2 separate regions of the Homo sapiens genome follow, and region 2 is linked to region 1. Evidence: chromatin contacts called from ENCODE Hi-C or POLR2A ChIA-PET data. All regions are on one chromosome and are shown on one strand. Each heading gives the region's core, a stretch centred on a gene start or an enhancer-like site at or near the end of the contact. The rest is flanking DNA. Distances are from core to core; before and after follow the strand shown.

Region 1 (6,109 bases), core at 1,011-3,510:
AAGTGCCAAAAAATGAAAAAGAAACAGTAAACTGTTCTTTCAAATGTTTTCCATTCCCACTAGCAGGGTATGAGAGTTCTAGTTTCTTCACATTCTTGCCAAAATTTGGGATGATCAGTCTTTTAAACTTTAGACATTGTAACATATGCATAGTGGTATATTGTGGTTTTAATTTGCATTTCCCTTATGACTAATGATCATAAGGGATCATTAGTCAATGATGCCTTCATCATTGACTGATGACCAAAGCATCATCTTTGGTGAAATGTGGAATTAAATCTTTGCAAAAGTAAAATTTTGCACAGTTTAGTGTCCTGTGTCATTTATTTGCCAAACATCACAATGCTATGACCTGCTACTTCCTGACACACTGACTTAACCCCTCTAAGTGTGCATTCAAAATCCTAGCATCAGTAAAAGCCAGCATTTATGAGGTGCTTATTACATGCCATTGCCTGTGCTTAGCATTTTATGCGTACTAACTCAGTTATTCCTTACAACATCTCACTTTTTGGGTGAGAAAACAGTGACCCAGAGAGATGAAGCAACTTGCCCCAAATCACACAGCTAGTTCAGTGGTAGAGCAGGGGCTCAAAGTTGTGTGGGAAGTGGGAGAGAAGAATATAAAGAAGCATTGGTCTGCAGTTGAGAATTCATCTGCGGTTTTTCCACATCCTTTGTGCAGAAGGTGAATAGATCGTGGAATTGATCTGGAGTCCAGAATTTTGCCAAGTGCAGAGGACCACAGGGTATGATATCGACCAAGTTATTTGAAGTGACTGATTAGGTGATCTTGACTAGCTAGAGAAGGAAGACAGAAGAAAGAAAGAGCAACAATGGAGGAGTCAGAGGGCTCCAGGAGGTTGGAGGGCCATGACAGGCAAGAGAGTGCTGCAAACATGGATGATTTTGGCTAAAGTGAGATGTAGGAACTTGGGAATTCATAGGCGACAGGGCTCCTAGTACTGATGGGGTTCAGGCACAAGGAGGTTGGATACTGGCAATCAGGAAATGAAGGGCAATGTCACTAAATGGCTTGAGTCCCAAAGAGATAGTCATTTATTTTAATTTTTTTCTAGAGAAAAACAGTTTAGATGCATTCAGACTATTTTCTGTTTTTTCATTCACATGTTATTTTTTATGGAATGAAATCTATCAATATCTTCCTTTATGGTTTGGGTGATGTTTCAGGGTGTTCAATCATCCCCATTTGCATGGAACTGTTCAGTTTTAGCACTGAAAGTCCCACATCCTGGGAAATTCCTCAGTCCCGGGCAAATCAGAACAGTTGGTCACCTTAGAAGCCATGGACTCTCATACTTCAAAAATTACCAATAGTCTCGCAACCAGTTCTCTCCTTTCATTCTCATCCCTCCTCTCTTGCTGAATTATTATCCAAAATACAAAAGAACAAACTCACAGACTGGTAGGAACCTACATCTTTAATCCTAACCCCCGTTACCTGCTTTGGATATCCAACACTCTAACCAAATAGGCTTAATTAAATATGATTCCCCAAACACCCCCACCCCAGGTGTCTCAGTCACTCTGTGCTGTTATAAATGACTATATACTGGGTGGCTTAGACAACAGAGATTTATTTCTCACTGTTCTAGAGGCCGGGAAGTCAGATCAGGGCGCCAGCATGGTCGGCTCTGGTAAGGGACCTCTTCCTCGTTTGCAGATGACCATTCTCTCGTTGTGTCCTCACATGGCAGAGAGGATAGAAAGCAAGCTCTCTCCTGTCTTTTCATGAAGACACTAATCCCATTCATGAGGGATTCACCCTCATGGCCTAATTACTTTCCAGAGGCCACACCACCTAATGCCATCACAATGGGGACTGGGCTTCAACAAGTCGATTAGGGGGAAGGGGGGAGCCACAAGCATCCAGTCCATAGTACCAGGCTCTCATATCTCAGGCCTCTGTTCCTGGTCTTCTCCTTCCCTGAATTTTCTCTCCCTTTGCAGCCTGCCTGCCTCCCATTCTTCCTTTCAGACCTTCCTTTGAAGCAACCTTGTCTAGGAAGGCTTTGCAACCTGAACTCTTCCTCCTTAGATATTTATAGCTCTTTGAGCTCCTCTATTAATTATAACAAGGTAGTAAGTGACAGAACATCTGACACCAGATGGCTCAAACAAACGAAAAGCACCCTACCTTTGGAAGGTAGATCCACATTCAGGCATAGTCGGATTACAGGATCAGAGCATAGCCATCCAGATTCTGTATCTCTTCCTCCATCTCTCAACTCTAGGTTACCTCTCTCCTCGGGCAGCCCCTCCCCTCACAGCTGTAAGAGCATCGGCAGCTTCTTGGGCTGCATTTTTTCAGGGTATGGGAAAAGAGGAGGAGTTACTATATCAACATCCCCAGAGGCTGAAAATGCCCCTGACTGGACCACTTTATTCCATCGCTGTGGTCAGGAGGTTGTGCAGGGCCATGAGGCTGCACAGGTGGTTGTTATGCATTGCATGACACCAAGAGGTGCCATTCACATAGTCTGCAACACAGCTACCGGACCGAGCACACCCTTTCACCTCTCTGGGTCTCAGTTTCATGAGTCAGATAAGAGTGACAAATCTGAGGTCTCCTTTAGTCCTACAGATCTACCATTCCACCATTCTGTGACCTCCTCTGTTGAAATAGTATTTTAGTGGTTTGGCTATCTTTCCATGAAGAGTTCTTAAACTCTCTTTTTATCTATGTTCATCCCCCTCCAGAATAACAAGTGGGTGGTAAGCTTTTTTAAAAAGAGGAAGCAGAGAAGCCCAAAGAAATTAAGATGTAAAAATAGTACATTGTGAAAATTCTCAGTTCCGTGTTACCACTGGTCATATCTATTTGGCTGGACAAGTTATAATGTAGTCGCCATTTGCTGAGTGTTTGTTACATGCTTGCTTCTAAATGTTCCTTGTGTGTTACATCTTCTAGTTTCTTCTGGTGACCCCCATGGACTAGATGGTACTGTACCTGTTGTTCCCATTTTATAGACAAAGAAAGTAAGCCCTGGAAAGTTGCTCGGGGTGCATGTTCACCGAATGGTGGCATCTGGATTTGAACATATGTTTGCTGGGCTTCACATTTCTCTCTGACCCAACACACTGTGTCACTCCTTCGTCAGAGTCTCTGCTGGAGTTCATCGAGTCTCAACTGGGGGCTCTAGCCCAAGGGAGTGATGTACTTGCTGGTTCACAGGAACATGAGTGTTTTTAAAAGGAAGATTCAATTTTAATATAATTAATAATTATAAATAATAACAATTTTATATTTGGAAATTTTTATTTTCTGACAAAAGTATAGAAAGTAAAATTCAATAAAATACTCTTGGCTGGTTGCAGTGGCTCATGCCTATAATCCCAGCCCTTTGGGAGGCCAAGATGGGTGGATCACGAGGTCAAGAGAGTGAGATCATCCTGGCCAACATGGTGAAACCCTGACTCTACTAAAAATACAAAAATTAGCTGGGTGTGGTGGCACACGCCTATAGTCCCAGCTACTCGAGAGGCTGAGGCAGGGGAATCGCTTGAACCTGAGAGGCAGAGATTGCAGTGAGCCGAGATCGCACCACTGCACTCCAGCCTGGTGACAGAGCAAGACTCCATCTCAAAAAAAAAAAAAATACTCATGGCAAGTGGGGACACACAGACAAGAGAGATGCTTCTTCATGTATCAGAACCTTGGGTCAGGGATGACCTTTGAGACTTGTATGTCGATCTGAAGAAGAAATTGTTTTTAAAAAGCTGAAAAGCACAGATCGATACAATAATGGGCAGGTCTTATTTTAGTTAGTATCTGTTTCAATTCAGTCTCTACTTTGCTGCCCAGGGCTGTGTGTATGCCACTAACCTTTCCCAGGGAGTGCTGGTCAACCAGGAGAGCAGGCTGGATGTTGTAGGGGAGCCCTGCCTCTCCAGGCAGCAGCAGGTAGGTCAAGACTCAGACAGCCTCTCTTCCAAGCCTGGCTTCCTGGATCTTTGTCCAACCCTAACGTGTGATGGGAGGTACACAATGCAAAAATAACCAAAGAGACCTAACTGGGTTGCTGCTGAAAACAAGGGCTTTTTCATATGAAGATGTCACATTAAGGAAAGAATACCATGCAAGCTGATAGACGACTGTTCCGCAGGAAGGTGGAACCAAGGTGGTCCCTGCTTGTCCATGCATGGGGCACCATCTCTTGGTGTTTCTAGAGTAATGAATAAATGTTCTTGTATTCCAGTGAGTTTCCTAGTGGATAGTTCACTGACCTGTTTATTTGCAGGCCTAGATTCTTCTGTGTAAAAATGGAGACTTCATTTTGCCCTTGGCTTGAACTGGTGCTCAATACCCACAAGTCCTACATGATTCTGTCTACAAACTCGGTGGCGGTTGTTGGTGTAGTCCACCAAGTGTTTTTAGTACTCCACCTGGAACATGGAAAGATTATACTTCCTCCCCCCTTGAAGTTGGGTGTGGCCACATCATTTGCATTGGTGAGCGAAGGTGAATGGAACTGAGGTGTGTCACTGCCAGACAGGAGCTAGTGCAAGATTCATTCATCTTGCTCATTCTGGCAAAGCAACCAGCAACAATGGAGGCAGGGAAGCTCCATCAGCTTGAGTGACTCTGAGTGATATCTTGACATCACTCTGAGTGACTCTGACAAGCACAGCCTCCTTGTGGACTCCTAACGGACATGCAGCATGAGAAATAAATCTTTGTTCCTTTAAGCCACTATAATATTGGGATTATCTGTTACTGATACATAATCTAGTCAATGCTAACTGACACAAACTCCTGCTCCCTCCAAGAATGGTACCACCCCATACCTCAGTAATTAATAATCCACTGTTTTCCTCTAATTCATCACTATTTCATGCATTTTAGGTTTGTGCCTACAACTGAACTGTTTGAAACCAAGCCTCACATGTTATGCTTCCATATCCTTCACAATAGTAGAGTGTAATGGCTAAGTGCACTGGGTTTAGAGTCTAGCAGAACTGGGTCCAAACCCAGACCTATTCAGTGTGACCTTGGCCAAGTGATTTAACCTAGAGGAGCCTCGGTTTCCTTATTCCTAAAATGGGGATAACAAGGCAGCCATCCTAGGATTGCCAGGAGCTTGGGATTTATTAGATCCCTGGGACTTAGCAAGAAGCCTGACGCAAAGTACGAGCCTAATGGTTTAACTTCAACAGTGCTGAACACACATGAGGTGCTGACTTGCTGTGTGATTGGTGCCTCCTTTTGATGAGCAGAGTCTTCCAACTTTGGGCCCACAACCATAGCAACTTATAAGTCCCCCCTTAGAACTAATAAGCCCTCAGATATTTGGAGACAGCTCTCATGAGTACCATTCAGACATATTCTTGTAAAATAACATCATCAATCAAAACCACAATGAGATACCACTTCATATCTACTAGGATGGCCACAATGAAAAAGACAGACAATAACAGGTGTTGGCGAGGATATGGAGAAAGTTGAACCCTCATACGCTGCTGGGAGAATGTAAAATCATGAAGAAGTTTTGACAAACAGTCTGGCAGTTCCTTCAGCAGTTAAGCTTAGAGTTATCATATGATATAGTTTGGATGTTTGTTCCTTGCAAATCTCATGTTGAAATTTGATCCTGGTGTTGGAGGTGGGGCCTGGTGGGAGGCGTTTGGGTCATGGGGGCGGATCCCTCATGAATTGCTTGGTACCCTCCCCATGGTAATGGGCAAGTTCTCACTCTATTAGTTAAGGCAAGATCTGTTTGCTAAAAAACAGCCTGGCACCTCCTCGTCTCTCCTGCTCACTGTCTCACCATGTGACATACCTGCTCCCCCTCCACCTTCTGCCATGAGTAAAAGCTTCCTGAGGCCTCACCAGAAGCTGAGCAGATGCCAGTGCTATGCTTGTATAGACTGCAGAACTGTGGGCCAAATAAACCTCTTTTCTTTATAAATTACCCAGCCTCAGGTATTTCTTTATAGCAATGCAAAACAGATTAACATACCATATAGTATAGCCCAGCACTTCCACTCCTAAGTATGTACCCAAGAGAAATGAAAACGTTTCCACACAAAAACTCACATATGAAAGTTCATGGAAGAATTATCCGTAATAGCCAAACAGAAAAAAAAA
Region 2 (6,109 bases), core at 1,425-3,924, 5.2 Mb after region 1:
CTGTAATCCCAGCACTTTGGGAGGCCGAGGCGGGCGGATCACAAGGTCAAGAGATTGAGACCATCCTGGCTAACATGGTGAAACCCCGTCTCTACTAAAAATACAAAAATCAGCTGGGCATAGTGGTGCGTGCCTGTAGTACCAGCTACTCGGGAGACTGAGGCAGAAGAATTGCTTGAACCTGGGAGGCGGAGGTTGCAGTGAGCCGAGACTGCGCCACTGCACTCCAGCCTGGCAACAGAGCGAGACTCCGTCTGAAAAAAAATAAAAAATAAAAGGCGCAAGCAGTGTGATATAACTGGAGAAGAGAAGACTCAGGCAATCACACGGACTGTCTTCACCCAAGCGAAGGATGATTATGTAGGAAAGTGCATAGAAGATGCTGTCAATAGCAATATAAAGTGAATCATGTTAACAATTTTTCAGTGGCCACATTTTTTTTTTTTTTTTGAGAAGGAGTCTTGCTCTGTTGCCCAGGCTGGAGTGCAGTGGCGTGATCTCGGCTCACTGCAACCTCCAACTCCTGGCAAAACCCTGTCTCTACTAAAAATACAAAAATTAGCCAGTCGTGGTGTTGCACACTTGTAATCCCAGCTACTCGGGAGGCTGAGGCAGGAGAATCACTTGAACCTGGAGGGCGGAGGTTGCAGAGAGCCGAGATTGCATCACTGCACTCCAGCCTGGGTGACAGAGCAAGACTGTCTCAAAAAATAATCAAACACATTTTTTTTTTAGAGTCAGGGTCTTGCTCTTTCACCCAGGCTGGAGTGCAGTAGTGGGCTCAAGAGATCCTCCTGCTTCAGCCTCCCAAGTAGCTGGGATTATAGGCATGTGCCACCATGTCTGGCTAATTTTTTTATTTTTACTTTTGAAGAGGTAGGGTCTTGTTCTGTTGCTCAGTCTGGTCTTGAATTCCTGGTCTCAAGCAGTCCTTCTTGAGACCTTGGCCTCCCAAAGCGTGGGGATTACAGGCATGAGCCAGGGGTCCTGATCAGTATTCTTTTTTTCAAGAATAAATTTGAATATGCTTCATTGCAAGGTATATTGTTTCCACTGAGCACCTAGGATTTCTCAAGTTCTTTGTATATTATATGAGTCTTTCACAGCAATGTTAAGGGACAGGTGAAATAAACATAAAATAATTCCTGGCCGGGTGCAGTGGCTCATGCCTGTAATCCCAACACTTTGGGAGGCCGAGGCGGGTGGATCATCTGAGGTCAGCAGTTCGAGACCAGCCTGACCAACATGGCGAAACCCCGTCTCTAGTAAAAATACAAAATTAGCCGGGCATGGTGGCACATGCCTGTAATCCCAGCCACTTGGGAGACTGAGGCTGGAGAATTGCTTGAACCCAGGAGGCGGGGGTTGCAGTGAGCTGAGATCGCGCCACTGAACTCCATCCTGGGCAACAAGAGCAAAACTCTGTCTCAAACAAACAAACAAACAAAAAATTCCTCTTTACAGAGGAGGCAATTAAGACCCATTGTCAATCACCTAGTAGGCATCGGGACTGGGGTTTGAAAGCACATGTCTCTAAAGTCCATGCTTTTATTTGTAATGCCAAAAGACTGGAAACAATCTAAACACCCCTTGATGGGAACCAGTTAAATTATAGTAGTCCATACAATGTAATACTCTACAGCCGCAAAGATAGATAAAAATGAGGATACTCTCATATACCGATAAGGAAATGTCACCAAGATAGGGTGTTAAAGCGGGGGAAAAACCCAACAAACGTGTAGAACGTGTACAGACTGGCACTAAATATGTTAAAATGGAGTAAGGAAGGGTATAGATTTGTTTTAGCTTGTATGTGTAGAAAAACAACGTTAGAAGGATAAACAAAAACCTTATAACAGGGTTATCTATTTAGGGTGGGGGAAAGTGGGCATTTGGGGGACAGGGACAGAAGAGATGTACATCTTTTCATTTTTTTTAGTTTTAAACATATAAATAAATTATCTGTTCAAAAAAGCAAATGCATATAAACATTTTTTTAAGCAACATGAAATTAAACAAAACTGCTGTCCCTTCCTTCCACTGTACCATGTGCCTTAGACATCTTTGGAGGGCAGTCTGTCCTCTTTTCCAGTGAGTTGCACAGGGCAGCAGGCCTCAGGACACCCTGGCAGCTCTAAGGATGGCTTCAGCACAGCCTGGGGAAGGAAGCCCTGCCAGCAGGCAGCGCCAGGCCAAGTGTACCCTCTTTCCTTATCCCTGACTTAGAAAAACAAAACCGATAGGCAAATCCACTCATCGGCATTTCTGAATCCAGTTGTTAACCAATCCTCTTCCTGCCCTTTACTCTCCTTTTCTTCCTTTTTCCAGAAAATCCTGGAAAGCTCTGCAGCTACTTTGCAAAGTGCTTTACTAGCTCTGGCTGCCTTGTTGTTTTCCTTTTCTCATTTGGCCTGTGTCATCCTCTCAGGCAAGTACTGCAGTCAGACTTCCTGCCAGCTTGCCTGCTGGGTTCATCTGTCTTTAAAACACAAAACAAAACAAAACAAAAAGCCTGTATTTTCATAGAACCTACAAACCTCAAATTCGAAGTTATTTTGTCCAACTCTCCACCCAGAGCAGAAGATCCTAGTTGTAAAATTTAGCAGAGTAAATCCACTTGGTTTTAAAGCCCAATTCTGTGGTTTCACTTTGCCCATCCAATCAACTCGGAGTAACAGCTCTCATAAAATATTTGCTCTTGTGAAGAATCCCACGGGGCAGGTCTATTTGTGTGTGGAGTCTAGTGGTGCAGTCAGCACCAGTAAATTTCCATTCAGTAATTCAGTGACTGTTAATCGACACCTAATATGTATCCATCACTGTCTGAGGCCCTGTGCTAGGGACAGAAACAAACACCGAGACTCAGCCCCTGCCCTCAAATCTCTAACAGCCATGTTAGGATACCTTCAGGTCATCAAGCCAGGTCATTAGTGCCTGGCCTAATTTGTTTTGTTTTTAAAAAGCCATTTGCAAGGTATCAGTTATATCACTGTGTTGTGGACATTTTCATGGTGAGCTATGTGTCGGAAATATGATTTATGGGAATGGCTTTCTTTTCTCTCTTTTTTAAGGTTTTGGGGAAATAGCTTTTATACTGCAAAGATAATGGCCAAAGCTCAAACTCTAGGTAATGTAATCCATATAAGATTAATTAGCCTTTCAGGGTGTTAATTTTGTCATAACAGTGTCATAGCTTTCAGCTTTCATTAGCTAGAATTCCTTGGCTAATGTGCAGGAAATTTGAGATGTCTGCCAGGTGTGTTCGGTGAAAGATTTTACAAAATCAAATGTGAGTCTAAAAGCAAGTCATTTTGAGAGACACTGAGCTTGGCAGAGATTCAGGTGTCTAGAACCATACCATATACTCCCCAGAGAATGCTGGGCCAGAACATGTCTTCCCTTGAGCGTTGTTCAATTCACTGGGCACACGGAGCAGAGGACTCCGTGGAGGCAGCATGCTCACTCCCCATTACACACGCACAGCATCACCAGGAACCATACCTCGACATTCATTCTTTGCTGGCTTATTCTCAAAGGAAAACCCCAACCAGAAGATAATGAACACCACAGACTGTTGGAAGCAGCAAGAAGCTACCACACATTTGTGGCTCCCACACATCCACCCAAAACACACCAGCAGGAAGAAAGAGCAATATATTACTCAGGTTTCCTGTCAGGACATCCTGGCTTGAAACACAGGTCTGTCACTTAAAAATATTAAGATAACCCGCAGATGGGAAACTGCTTCATTATGTCCTTGGGAATCTCAGAAAACTGTCAGCTTATGAAATAGAGCTCAAAAGCAAGTAGAAAATCACCCATTCCCATTGATGACGGGTAGTTTTTCTTCCAGGCAAAGAGGATCACAGGAACATGGGGGCATGAAATGACTGAAGGAATCTGGGCTGGGGAAGGCCCCATGCAGTTTCTGGGCAGACTGGGTCTTGTCTCAGACCAACAACCTTGGTCCAAATTTGTCATAAGGACATGACAAACTCAGTATACAAGCATTACCGCGTAAGTAGTAGGCCCTATTTTGTTGGTGACTGAAGATTGCCTTTGAATTCCCCAGTGCCCATAGGCCCTGCACGCCTCACCATCTGCCATTGAACAGTGTAAGGTGTAAGCAGATCAGCTCAGCAGAACAGTATAAGGCTACACTTTGAACAGTAGCTGTCTCCTTGGGGGAACCCTACAATGAAGGGGAATCCATTAAAAGGAGGGTATAGGCTAGATGTCTGTTCTCCAGGCTTGTCATGGCAAGCTCAGGATCAGAGAGACCACCCATCCATTCATCAATGCATTCATTCACTCATTCAATAGACATCTATAGAGCACTTTTTTTTTTTAGACGGAGTCTCTCGGTTGCCCAGGCTGGAATGCAGTAGTGCGATCTAGGCTCACTGCAACTTCCGCCTCCTGGGTTCAAGCAATTCATCTGCCTCAGCCTCCTGAGCAGCTGGGACTACAGGCATTAGCCACCACGCCTGGCTAATTTTTAAAATATTTTTAGTAGACATGGGGTTTTACCATGTTGGTCAGCCTCGTCTCGAACTCCTAACCTCAAATGATCTGCCTGCCTCGCCTCCCAAAGTGCTGGGATTACAGAAATGAGCCACCACATCCGGATTTTTTTTTTTTTTTTTTTTTTTTTGAGACAGGGTCTTGCTCTGTCACTCAGGCTGGAGTGCAGTGGTGCAATCACGGCTCACTGCAGTCTCAACCTCCTGGGCTCAAGCAATCCTCCCTCCTCAGCCTCCCAAGTAACTGGTACTACTGGCGTGTGCCACCATGCCCAGTTAATTTTTGTATGTTTTGTACAGACAGGGTCTTATGTTACTCAGGCTAGTCTTGAACTCCTAGGCTCAACCAATCCTCCAGCTTTGGCCTTCCAAAGTGTTGGAATAACAGGTACTGTTATTCCGAGTAACTGGTACTACTGGCGTGCGCCACCATGCCCAGCTAATTTTTGTATTTTTTGTAGAGACAAGGTCTTACTATGTTACCCAGGCTATTCTCGAACTCCTAGGCTCAACCAATCCTCCAGCTTTGGCCTTCCAAAGTGCTGGAATAACAGGTGTGGGCCACTGTGCCTGGCCACTGCAAATTCTTGGGAGCCTGCTGTCTCTCTTAGCCAGGTTACAATGGATACTATCTGTTAACACTAGTATTCCTACTATCCCATATTCAATCTTTACTCCTCAATCACAAACTTTTTTTTTTTTTTTTTTTGAGACAGAGTCTCATGCTGTCCCCCAGGCTGGAGAGCAGTGGCGCAGTCTCGGCTCACTGCAAGCTCCGCCTGCCAGGTTCACACCATCCTCCTGCCTCAGCCTCCCGAGCAGCTGGGACTATAGTTGCCCGCCACCACACCCGGCTAATTTTTTTGTATTTTTAGTAGAGATGGGGTTTCACCACGTTAGCCAGGATGGTCTCAGTCTCCTGACCTCGTGATCCACCCACCTCGGCCTCCCAAAGTGCTGGGATTACAGGCGTGAGCCACCGCATCCTGCCCTCAACCACAAACTTTTATTTCCTTCTGCTATTCTATCCCATGATTCTCATAAACCATCAAAATGTCTTCAGAATGCCAATTTTTTGTGTGTTCCGATTTCATCTCTGGCATGATAAACTTTATAGCTCTGAAACTCTTGGTTCAAAAAATAGTGCCGTGGAGAGCTAGGTGGTCACCCTGAGACCACAACTTGCAGTCCCTCCAGGCTCATGCCTGTATCTGTGAACAGGGAATCTCCTGAGGAAATACACGTGGTCTCCACAGATTCCACAGCCACACCCATCTCATGACCTGGATTCCTCCCCTCCCCCCTGCCCAGCCTCCACCCCCTGGGCAGGAAAAGGAGCCGAGAAAGTGAGTCTTCAGCTCCTTCCTCTTCTGCACTTAGATCTATCACATCTCACCACATCAACACTGTTATTTTCTTAGAACTATATAGTGTTTATATTTGGGGTCTAGGGTAAAATTCCATTTTCATCTATCATTGCAACTGGCTTTTCTGGCTTTCTCTTTTGGAGATCTTGGCTTATTTTTCCCCAGGGAGTGAGTCATATTCACAAACACGCCTTATCTCCTGGGACACAACCTGGTCAG

What was found. Hi-C counts contacts between places; a loop is a spot of excess contacts on that map. ChIA-PET counts read pairs that join two places held with the same protein, here RNA polymerase II (POLR2A). Pooled maps may share reads with other maps.
Region 2: a pooled map shows a loop between it and region 1 (4-fold over the local background). The contact joins the enhancer-like site here to the promoter of LINC02245 in region 1. A Hi-C loop is called at or near these places in 2 of 50 pooled maps. POLR2A ChIA-PET finds 5 or more read pairs at or near these places in 2 of 52 experiments (GM12878 and OCI-LY7).

The regions. Positions count from the first base shown.
Region 1 is chr2:64,930,187-64,936,295 of GRCh38, forward strand. LINC02245 (long intergenic non-protein coding RNA 2245) reads right to left here and starts at 2,261. Exons shown (of 3, transcript NR_036586.1): 1 at 2,159-2,261. RefSeq lists enhancers at 2,636-2,775, 2,816-2,885, 2,926-3,075.
Region 2 is chr2:70,130,222-70,136,330 of GRCh38, forward strand. No RefSeq gene overlaps it. Among named protein-coding and RNA genes, the nearest start is that of LINC01816, 8.0 kb to the left of the region's middle. RefSeq lists enhancers at 3,314-3,623, 5,527-5,586, 5,647-5,696. Within about 2 kb of position 2,675, at least 33 of the 41 ENCODE cell types and tissues checked have a DNase peak (open chromatin) inside an H3K27ac peak, as active enhancers do; they include GM12878 and OCI-LY7, where a contact is called at or near this core.